2 separate regions of the Mus musculus genome follow, and region 2 is linked to region 1. Evidence: chromatin contacts called from ENCODE POLR2A ChIA-PET data. All regions are on one chromosome and are shown on one strand. The core of a region is the stretch at or near the end of the contact, and the rest is flanking DNA. Distances in the headings are between cores, read along the strand shown. Region 1 holds the start of Pigv (phosphatidylinositol glycan anchor biosynthesis, class V). Region 2 overlaps Rps6ka1 (ribosomal protein S6 kinase polypeptide 1).

Region 1 (5,338 bases), core at 1,443-3,942:
TAGATGGTAAGGAACCCGAGGGTGGCCAGGCAGTGGTGGCTCAAGTCTTCAATCCCAGCACCCAGTAGGCAGAGGCAGGCAGATCTCTGAGTTCCAGGCCAGTTTAAGGTACACAGTAAGACTCTTCTTTTTTTGTTGTTTTGGTTTTGGTTTTGATTTGGGTTGGTTTTGGTTTTTCAAGACAGGGTTTCTCTGTATAGCCCTCGCTGTCCTGGATCTCACTTTGTAGACCAAGCTGGCCTCGAACTCAGAAATTCGCCTGCCTATGCCTCACAAGTACTGAGATTAAAGGTGTGCACCACCACTGCCCAGCTACTCTTCTTAATAATATATTAATTGAGCCAACTTGGAAAGCTGGGACCTGACTTCAAGACATTTGTGACCTTAGGCAAGGCACTTCTCTTTAGCGAGCCTTAATTCCCTTGTCTGTAAAATATGGCATCAAGTTAAAAATCAAGTGAAACTAATTTATACAGCAGTCTAGGACAAATGGTCTGTCTCATACTCCCTGTCCAGACTGGCAAGTGCTCTAACACTTAGGTGAAAGATTGCCCTGGTCTTCCATTATATACAGGGGCTAATTTTCCAAAAGAGGAAAACAAATGTCATGGGCAGGATGAAGCAGATGGTGACAACATGCAAGGCACAGACAGACCAGGGTGGTGGATGCCGGTGGGTGGATAGAGTTTGTCCCTGAAGCCAAAGGGTAGCCTGCTGTGATAATGTTTCGGGCAAGAAGATCAGCAAATGCAGAGGCAGGCAAATTTCAAGGACAAAAATGGTGTCATCGTCTTGAATGTTAGGTTTCTAGAACGCGCATTGCTTGCACAAATCAGCTTAGGGTTCTGTTGGTGAACCTCGCCTGATGGTGTAGGGTATTTCCTTCCTAATGCCAGGTGGAAGATGTACTTTCAGGAGCCCGGGGACATGGCTGGCTGTCTTCCTTGCCTTCCTGGTGGCTCAGCAGGCTCCGTTTTTTAACTGTAGACTCTAAAGGCAAACTGCTTAGCACTGTCTCTCTCACCTCTCACAGCCTTGGAGCCCTACACACCCCTCCCATCCCATCCTGCCACCTTCCAGTCCAAAAAGCCAGAGTGTCAGGGCTTTGAGAGCACAAGATTCAGTTTCCTTTTTTTTTTTTTTTTTTTTCTTCTGTAGGAGAAGAAGCCAGAAAATGAAACGGGAAACAGCAGAAGAGAAGGGGGTTGGGCGGCTGGGAAGGGAAGGGAAGGAAGGAGAGATTGCAGCCAAGTGCGACTGAAGATCTAGTCAAAGTTCTACCTCCTAAGGAAGGGTGTTTCAACAAACACTCTCACTTCTCACAAAAGGACCCCTGCCTTTTTTACAAGCAGATTCTGCAGGGATTCTTTATTGGACAGACAGAACCTCGAGCTTGCATGCCATTTTCCCCTGTGAATTCACGAAGCAAGGATGGTTTCTTTAAGGTCAGGGTGCTGCGAAGACTGTAAGAAAGTCAAGTCACAACCTCGGGCCCTAGTCACAAGTGTGCCTAGAGAGGCACTGACATTTCACTCACAGGACTGGCAACAAATGCTTTCGGGGGGCGGGGGGGGGAGGAAAAATGACTTTGGAAACTCCTGTTTTCTCTTTACCAGTCATTAAATTATACATTATCCACCTTACACGCAAACATCCAAGGGGCAGTTGACATCCCAGGGCCTGAGATGATAGACAGACACAGCTTCTGGCCCCCACCGAACTGATGAAGGCTAGTTTTTTTTGTTTTTTTTGTTTTTTTTTTTTGCTTGGAGAGATAGAGACCCATCTCTTTGTTCCCACCCACATTTGTGGCTGTTGCAGAAGATAAACCCCTCCCTCAGCCAGGGCTGTGGCCAGAGGTTAACCTAGACCCAAGCTACGTTTGAGAGGACAGATAACTGAAACCACACAAGGCTTTGGAATCCTGAGAAACGAGAAATCTACCAACGGAGAAGGATTTACTATCTGTTTCCTCTAAGGCGGGTGCAAAGTTGTTCTAACAGTTTCCGTTAGTTACAGGGGTACCAACTGGCCGCTCCTCCCCAACAGGCGGTTTTGTTCAATTAGCTTCCTTTTTTTTTTTTTTTTTTTTTTTCTTTTTCTTTTTTTTGGCGCCAGTTCCTGCGACAGAAACTGCTTGAGGGAGAATCCTCGGGGGTGTTCTCTGAGGTTTCCTTCCTCGTCCCATACAGTCATCTGAGGTGGGACAGAGGACTGTCGCAGGGCAGAGGTCCTTCATTGCCAGGAGGGGAAAGGCAGGGGGAATTCCCCTACTTTCTTCTCATCCAGTTGCAGGGTACCGCTGCTTGCCACAAAAACCCCAAGAAGGCTTTCTTTTGCCTATTCATATTGTCTATCGTGTGCCAGGTCCTGTGCTGAGCTGGGGTGGCGGAACACCGAGAGAACGCGTGGCTCTGGGGCAGCGCCCGGGTCCAGCCTCGGCTCACACCGGGAAGTCAGAGGCTGCTCACGGCAGGGGACTGGGGTGAGAGCCCCGACCCGGGAGCGCAGCGCCCGCGCACAAACTGCTGGCGAGTCAAGAGGCCTACTCCTCAGGTGTCACCACGCCGGGAAGGTGCGACTCACCGCCGCCGCCTCGGCCCCCGCCCTAGCTGGGGTCAACATGGCCGCCGAGGAGGGGGGCGGGGCGCTCCGAGTCCGGGCAGGAGCGGGGCGGGGCCGCCGTCGGCCGAGCCGGCGCGCAGGCGCGGCACGGACGGGACCCGGATGGAGGCGCTGAAGTTGGAGCTCCGCGGGGGTGGTCTGGACGCGCGGGCGCGGAGGATCCGGCGCCAGCTCTGCAACTCTGGAGTCCTCCGGGGAGGGAAGCTGTCAAACGCAGGCCGAGAGAAATTAGGCGGAGGCTGTAGAGAAGCGAGGAGCCCCGCCCCTCCGCCATAGCAGCCTCCGGCGCCGCCTCTTCCTTTGCAGCCTCCGGCCCTCGTCTGCTTCCGGCCCCGTTGCCTGGCCCGGCCCCGCGATTCCCCCGGGACGAAGCCCTGGGCCGTGGCTCCCTTGGGGTGAGGGTCACTGTCCCGTCCTGGGTAGGAACTGTGTCCGAAAAGAGCAGGCTGGAACGGGCTCCCAGTATGGCAGGGCTTAGCAGAAGGAGGCGGCTCGCTCCACGTTGCCTCTGGGTCATAACGCAGCACCCATTTGAGAGTATTAGCCTTCCGCAGAAAATCCAGGACTCCAGTTCAACAGATCTTTCCCAGTTAGGGCCCATCACCATAAGCTTCCAGCAACAACATGTGCTACAGTTGGAGAAAGTTCTGGGCTAAGCCTTGGATGTCCTGGCTGGACAAGGAATGCATACCCTTTGTTTATGGCAAAAAGCTCTCCTGACTGTGGACATAGGTTTTAGAAAGCAGTGCGTGAGGAGCTTTAAGTGGTGGGCGTGTCACTTGGCTCCAGTGAGCCTCAGTTTTCACATCCATAAAATGGCGATGGTAATTACACAGTCTTACTGGTGTCTAATGAGATCTCTGGAGCCTATTTCACGGGTAAATTAAAGAAAAATGAAACTGGTTGGTTCTAAGCATCCGGCCAGTTAAGAGTCTGATTTGGCAAGGGGCTTCTTTCAAAGGGGTGTTGGCAAAATAGCTAGAGAGATAATTGACTGTCTTGATTTTACTTTGTTTAACTTGAGTGTGGGTTGCATCTCCTGTGGCCACTGATGCCAGAGTTTGAAAGAGGGAAGGACTGAGAATCAAGATGCAGAGGTGGATTCAGTACTTTTCCTCTCTCTGCCTCCTTTGTGCGTGCGGATTGGAGGCCAGGGAAAAGAGAGGGAGGGAGGGAGAGATTGATTGAGTTTGAGTTGGGTGTCCATGTTTCTGTCATTTATTTGGGTTTAGTGAATCCAGTGTTGGAGATATCGTGGGTAGTCAGAAAATGCTGTTTCCTGCGGCTTAACTTTAAACTGAATTGTCCTAAATAAACCGACATGGAGTTGGGAGGTGAGGGGGCCTCCTTTTCTCCCGGTCTCCTGGTGATGAAGTAAGCAGCAGGCGCCCCCTCGTGCCGAGGATGGGGTACTACCGCTATTAACCAGTCTTGTTCCCTTGGCGGAGAATTTTTTCTTTTCTCCCATGCTTTCTGTGACTTTGTCATTTGCTTTTTTTTTTTTTAATTCTATTTTATGTGCATATGTTTATGTATATATGTGTGGAGCTACAGGTGCGCCTTGGCACACCTAAGTGAGGACAGAGAACAACTTTGTGGGAGTGTCTTCTCATCTTCAGCCTATGGGTCACTGTAGTGGCAAGTGCCTTTGCCCGCTGGGCCATCTTGCTTTCTAACCAGAAACACGATGGGAGAAATGCTTGGACCAGTGATCTTAGTTCTAGCGTCAGAAAACTTGACGATTCTCTATCCTGTCCTTGCTACTTCGTGCACTTGGGAGAACAGATGTCTGTTTACATGCTGGGTCCTGGGATATAATAGAGTTAGGAGACAAAGCCCCCGTCCTCATAAGGAACAGATAGGAAGATAAAGATGGCAGAGCATGAGGCAGTGAGAATATAGGGCTGTCTGGTGGGATCAGAAAATTCCAGAAAGCAAGTGTAGCCTAAAAGTTTAGAGGGTGTTAGCCACGTGAGAGAAGAAAGACGGGGCTCTTCCTCTCCTTGCTTAAACACAGTAAGAGCTGTGACTGCTATTAAATTGTGTTTTTAAAGAAATGCCTTGATGTGCATTCTGTGCCTCAGAATGGCACTGGGTTTTTGTATGAGTTTGCCGCCACTCCCGCGGAGATGGGAAATGGCTGTTTACCCCGTCCCGAGTGGTAGACTCTGTCTTCCCCGAGTTTGTTTTAGCAGTGGGAGCTGGCCGGAGTCCTGCTGAGCAGTGGTTTTCTTTTCCTTCTCCACTTAATTTAACAGACCAGCTGAACACACATCAGAGAGTGAAGCTGGCATGTGTAGTAATTACGGGCTTCTAGGATGGTTCTGTGCCCCACTTTGGGGACTCTGGTTTGGGAATTCGCTTATTATTCTGGGCAAAAGGGAAAATGGCACAGGTAAATAATAGCAGCCACGGCATTGACTTGTGCGGTACCTTTTAGTTCAGTCCATTTTACCATGATGACGAGTTGGTGAGATCGGAGGGGTAGAGAATAGTGTCCTGGTTTACACACACAGGACTGACTCTCAGAGGGACTAAGGGAGAACTTGCAAGTGACAAAATTGGGCTTTGAACCCGGGTCTTTGAGTCCTACATAAAAGCATTTCAACGGGCTTTTAAAAGTTCTGTGAGCTTAGCTTTCCAGCTTGTGCTTATCTGTGTGTTACTTACTGACTGGCCTAGAGTGCTTCAAGAGTGACACCCAGTGGTCCAG
Region 2 (5,338 bases), core at 897-3,396, 190 kb before region 1:
CTGCAGCCCAGCTGTGGCCCTACTCCATTCCCCTTCCTTTTGGTTTTTCGAGACAAGTGCTTTAATCCCAAGTGCTGGGAATAAAGGCCTGCGTTACTATCACCCAGCTCTAAAGATCATCTCTCCATCCGCTTATCCTGGGGGTTTCGCATGCACTGCCTTCCGGTGCTGTGTTGAGAGCTGGGATAGATTCTGGTGGTAGAGTTAGACACACCCCAAGTCAGGCATTGCGGTACTCAACTGTAGTACCAGCTGCTAAAGAGGCCGAGTCCAGGAGTTCGAAGCCAGCCTGTACAATGTAGTAGAATTGAAAGAAAGACAAGTTCCCTAGCCATTCTAAAGGAGTTACTTTCCCGAGCTTCCATCCTTCCACTTTTCCTTGAGTAGAGTTGGACCAAACCCTTCTTCTGGTCAGGCCCAAGTCTCTCCACCCCAAGGTTACTGCTAGAACCTGCACAGTGCCTGCAGCTAAGGATTCCTGACTCCTGTCTCTCTGTTACAGTATCCTTTTGGATGAGGAGGGCCACATCAAACTCACTGGTGAGTGAAGGGCACCTGCTCCTTTGGGCTCTGGGGAGGATAACCAGGCTCTGTCTGATAGGTCTCAGCTGATGGCTGTGTTTCCTGGGAGACGATGCCAGTTACATACATGCCAAAAACCTAGGCCTTGTTACTTAGTTATTTTTTGTGTGTGTATGGGAGTTTTGCCTATATTTGTATCTGTACCTCATGCATGTGTTGCCCAAAGAGGCTAGAGTTGCCTGCACCTGGTTGTTAACCATCGTGTGGGAGCTGGGAATGGAACCTGGGTTGTCTGGAAGAACAGCCAATATTCTTAACTGCTGAGCCATCTCTCGAGGCTCCCTAGGTCTCAGAGCAGACTGAGCTCTCACTGACAACCTTGGTGATACCTGGCTCCGGTCAGAGGAGCTAAGTGTGGTAGCCGTGGGCGTGGCAGGGATCCTAGAAGTGACTTCTCTGCCCTCCATGCTGCAGACTTTGGCCTGAGCAAGGAGGCCATAGACCATGAGAAGAAGGCTTACTCCTTCTGCGGGACAGTGGAGTACATGGCGCCCGAGGTTGTCAACCGCCAGGGTCACACCCACAGTGCAGACTGGTGGTCCTATGGGGTGCTGATGGTGAGTGTCCGGGCTCTGCTGCACACTGTTGTACTTTGTTTCCCTCGAAGAGCCGCGGGCTTTAGTCCACCTGCCTGAAGTACCACCCCTCACCTAACTTGGGAACTCTCCTCTGCTTCCTTCCTCTGGCTTTAGTGCTGCTCCTGGGTTCTAGGTTGGGAGGGGGGCAGAGGCAGGCACAGGCCTTGCTGCAGCTAGACTTAGACTGTAAAGTCTTAACAGGCCAGCAAGAATCCCCGGACTGCAGCAGGGTAGCCCGGGAAGGAGGGGGAGGGATGTGTGGGAGACAGAGAACAAGGCCACACCTATATGTTTCCTTTTCCCCCCGAAGTTTGAGATGCTGACGGGCTCCCTGCCCTTCCAGGGGAAGGACCGGAAGGAGACCATGACCTTGATTTTGAAGTAAGCACCAACACTGCCTGGCCCTCCAAGTTCTCCCTAATCCCACCCCAGTTGCAGGGCCAGTGAATTGCTTTTTCCCTGTCTGCAGACCCTTGCTGTCTGCCAGGGCCAGTGGGAAGTGTTCTTAATGTCTCTGGGAGGTGAGTTAGTGGCTGGCTTCTCTGGACTGAGCTGGAAAAGAGAAAGGGAAGGGGCTCTGGGACTCCTGGGTGGGGCTCAGCCCTGATGAGACCTGTGGCTGTTCCAGGGCGAAGCTAGGCATGCCCCAGTTTCTGAGCACGGAAGCCCAGAGCCTCCTGCGGGCCCTGTTCAAGAGGAATCCTGCCAATCGGCTTGGTAAGCAACCCCAGCTCAGAGGAGGGGACATGGCGGTGAGGATCAGGGTACAGCTGCAGCCTAGGCCACGGGGCCACATCTAGGACTGAAAGGAGCTGTTGTCCTTTGTGTGAGCAGACAATGCTGCTGGCCACCCTATTTTCTGGTTCCATGTATGGTGCTGGGAGGGTGACCTGTGTGGGGGGAAGGCAGGAACTGAGTCATTCATACCCCCTCAGGGACAAGGACACAGGCCCCCACACAGCTTCTCTGCCAAGGTTGCTGGCTCAAGGGAAGGCGCAGGAGCTTAGGAGCGAGAAAGGTCTCAGGCCTAGCTGTGTCTGTCCCCGCTGCCCGGCACCCAGCAGTACTGTAAACATTTGCTGAGGGATTGAATACGGTTTATGAGCCTGCGCTATGGCAGGGGACCCCACCTTTCCGAGCCCCAGGTTCCTGTGTCAGTGGAGACACTGATTCTGCCCTGGCTCCCGGGGATCTTTGATGAGAGAAGGACATTCCTGTTGTTCAGTGAAGTATACAGTATTTGCCGAGGTTTTTGGATGCTGGCTTTATCTGGATCACAACCAGCTAAGGTCCAGTCCAGGTCCCTGGGTTGAATCGAATGAGCGTTTGTCTCAGGGATAAAGACGAGAGGCAGTAGGAAAAGAAGGGCAGAGAGGAGGGGGGCCTGTGGCGGGAGTGGATGAAGGCCCTTGTTAGATCTCAAAAGAAGTCAGTCCAGCTTCTGTCAGGATTAATGCTTGGACAGGCTTCCCGTCCTGCCTGGCCCCTCCTTCCTCAGTACACCAGCAGAAGCTCCGTAACATAGGAAATACTGAGCGGGCTCCAGGCTTCAGGGTAGTGGGTACTGACGCAGGACATGGTGAACCCCTGCTGCCCTCCACGGTAGCAGCTGGTCCAGAGCCTGGAAGACAGAATGGGTGTCTGAGGTTGGCTTCATTTGGCTTCTTTCAGGCTCGGGCCCTGATGGGGCAGAGGAAATTAAGAGACATATCTTCTACTCCACCATTGACTGGAATGTGAGTGCCCGTGCCTGTGCCCTGTGATGGACGCAGGAAGGGTGGGGGAGGGGCCCCTGCCAACCGTGGCCTCAGCTGTGGGAGGTAGAAGGTGAGCAGCCCTTAACATGCCCTTGGAGGGGTGACTTCACGCCCTTGAAGGCTGCTCTCCCTTGCTGTTATCCACTGAGCAGCATAGCTTCTACTCTTCCTGTCGGGGCTGCTAGCAGGCTGTGGGGTCACCATGGTGACCAGAGCATATACCCCACCTTACAGAAGCTCTACCGGCGTGAGATCAAGCCCCCTTTCAAGCCGGCTGTGGCCCAGCCCGACGACACCTTCTACTTTGATACCGAGTTCACGTCACGCACACCCAGGGGTACGTTCCTGACCTGACTTGTCTGTCTTGGGCTGGGTAGCAGATCTTTGGGGAACCCTGGGCTACAGAGGTGATCGAGGATTCTGGAAGCCCAGGTGTGTGGGTAGATAGGCAGTATCTGGCCCCGTGGGCTTCATGCTCCATCCTGACTTCATGCGACCCGACTACTTCCATGGGCTTCTGTGGGCTGCTTTGTTTCTCGGTGAGGGACTGAAGTGTGGGGGTGGTTTAGGCCACAACAGGAAAGTCAGGACCCCCTGCCCCAGGCATCTTCCAGCCCACTGGGACCACTAAACACACAAGGCCTGCACTTGCATCAGACATGAGGAATCTGACCGGGCAGACCTGTGATGGAGAGGCCTCGGCAGAGCAGAGGAGACGGTGCCCACAGGCTGGATGAGCTGGGAAACCTGACGTCCAGCCAGATACTGCCAGTGGGTGGGGAGGTGTGTGTTAGTTCTGAGGTGTCTTTTTTTTTTTTTTTTAATTTATTTACTTATTTTATGTAAGTACATTGTAGCTGTCTTCAGGCACTCCAGAAGAGGGAGTCAGATCTCATTACGAATGGTTGTGAGCCACCATGTGGTTGCTGGGATTTGAACTCCGGACCTTCGGAAGAGCAGTCGGGTGCTCTTACCCACTGAGCCATCTCACCAGCCCCTGAGGTGTCTTCTTAGAGGGTGATCGTTCCCTCTGTGTAACTTGCACACCATTGTTGACTGGAAGCGCATCACTTCACAGCTGTCTTGTCTTCCCCTTATTTATCTGCCAAGTCCATACCAGGTCCCCGCTCTATGCCAGCCGTAGTGAGAATGGTGGATTGTGAACCAGACAGAACCATGTAGCTCAGGTGTCAGTGGGAAGGATTATAGAGGGTCAGAGGAGCGACATCATCAGGTAGCCTTCTCAGGGAAAGGAAGGTAGCTAAGACTTGAATGATGGACAAGGAGTGGCTTATCTAATCCAGGAGAACGGCGTGTGTAGCGACACCGAGACACTCTTGAGTGTGTGGAGTTCATCGGGACTGAGTTCCCAAAGGGGAGGAACGAGGCTGAGGCCACGTGGATCTCACTTGCCAGACTTGGGGGTGGGGGTGGGGTGAGCAGTCCCTTGATGAGTGTAGAACACAGGTGGCCCCAGACTTCTTGGTTGGAACTGTCCCTCTAGCTGTGCTGAGAATAGGCCTAAGAAGGGGATGGACCTGAGGTGGGGAGGGTGGGAAGAGGTATCCTGGGCCTGGCCTGAGCAGGAGGCTGGGTGTGGGGCTCTTACAGTCTTCACGTGACAGGTCTGGACCAGTCTAAGCACGTGTTGGTTTGCTTATATTGTGTTTGTTAATTGATTATTTGGAGTTTTTAAGACAGGATTTCTTTCTGTGGCTCAGGCTGGCTTAGAACTCTCTGTGTAACCCAGTCTGGCCTCCATCTGGAGCAATCCTGACTCTGCCTGCTGAGGGCTGAGATTGCAGGCACGTGCCGTCATGCACAGCTACACATTCATTTAGTATGTGGATGAAAAATGAAGTCAGAGGAGACCATGGCTCCTCCCAAAGCACAGAGGGGGTTTTTATTGTAGATACAGGGGAGAAGGCAGGCAGAGGGAAGAGTTCTGATGGAACATGGCCGGCAGACTAAACTGGACCACGGTAGGGGGGGAAACAAGAGAGGGGCCGGTGACCAAGAGGGGTGGCCTGGGTCAAGAGACCAGAGTAGCCAAAATAGTTGAGTTATTTATCAGGCTGAGGAAAGAGAAGAGGAAGCCCAGTACTGGGAGGGAGAGGTTTAGGCTGAGGGCTGGGTGGAGAGCCCTGGGAGGAGCCACGGGTCTAAGACTTGTCCCATGTTTCATGGAGATCTAACACTGAATGTGTTTGTGTTTTTTTCGTGATGCTGGAAATCGAACCTACATTGTAGGATGTAGGCAGGTGCTATACCACTGAGCCACACATGTTAACAGACAGGCCAAGGCCTGGGATAGATGAGCCTTCAACATGCTCCCTCCAGGGCTGCCTGCTGAAGCAGGCCACGGTCCCGGCAGTCTCCCTGTCCTGGACTGCAGGCTTCAAGGGTACCCGCTCACGCCCA

The links. ChIA-PET counts read pairs that join two places held with the same protein, here RNA polymerase II (POLR2A).
Region 2: POLR2A ChIA-PET joins it to region 1 with 10 read pairs in Patski. The contact joins the enhancer-like site here to the promoter of Pigv in region 1. POLR2A ChIA-PET finds 5 or more read pairs at or near these places in 4 of 5 experiments (Patski and embryonic stem cell).

Annotation. Positions count from the first base shown.
Region 1 is chr4:133,670,001-133,675,338 of GRCm38, reverse strand. It overlaps Pigv (phosphatidylinositol glycan anchor biosynthesis, class V), which reads left to right and starts at 2,692. Exons shown (of 4, transcript NM_178698.5): 1 at 2,692-3,020.
Region 2 is chr4:133,861,564-133,866,901 of GRCm38, reverse strand. Rps6ka1 (ribosomal protein S6 kinase polypeptide 1) reads left to right here. Exons shown (of 22, transcript NM_009097.5): 8 at 503-540; 9 at 997-1,139; 10 at 1,471-1,541; 11 at 1,789-1,877; 12 at 2,832-2,896; 13 at 3,152-3,254. Among named protein-coding and RNA genes, the nearest start is that of Gm12977, 7.7 kb to the left of the region's middle. Within about 2 kb of position 2,146, at least 1 of the 3 ENCODE cell types and tissues checked has a DNase peak (open chromatin) inside an H3K27ac peak, as active enhancers do.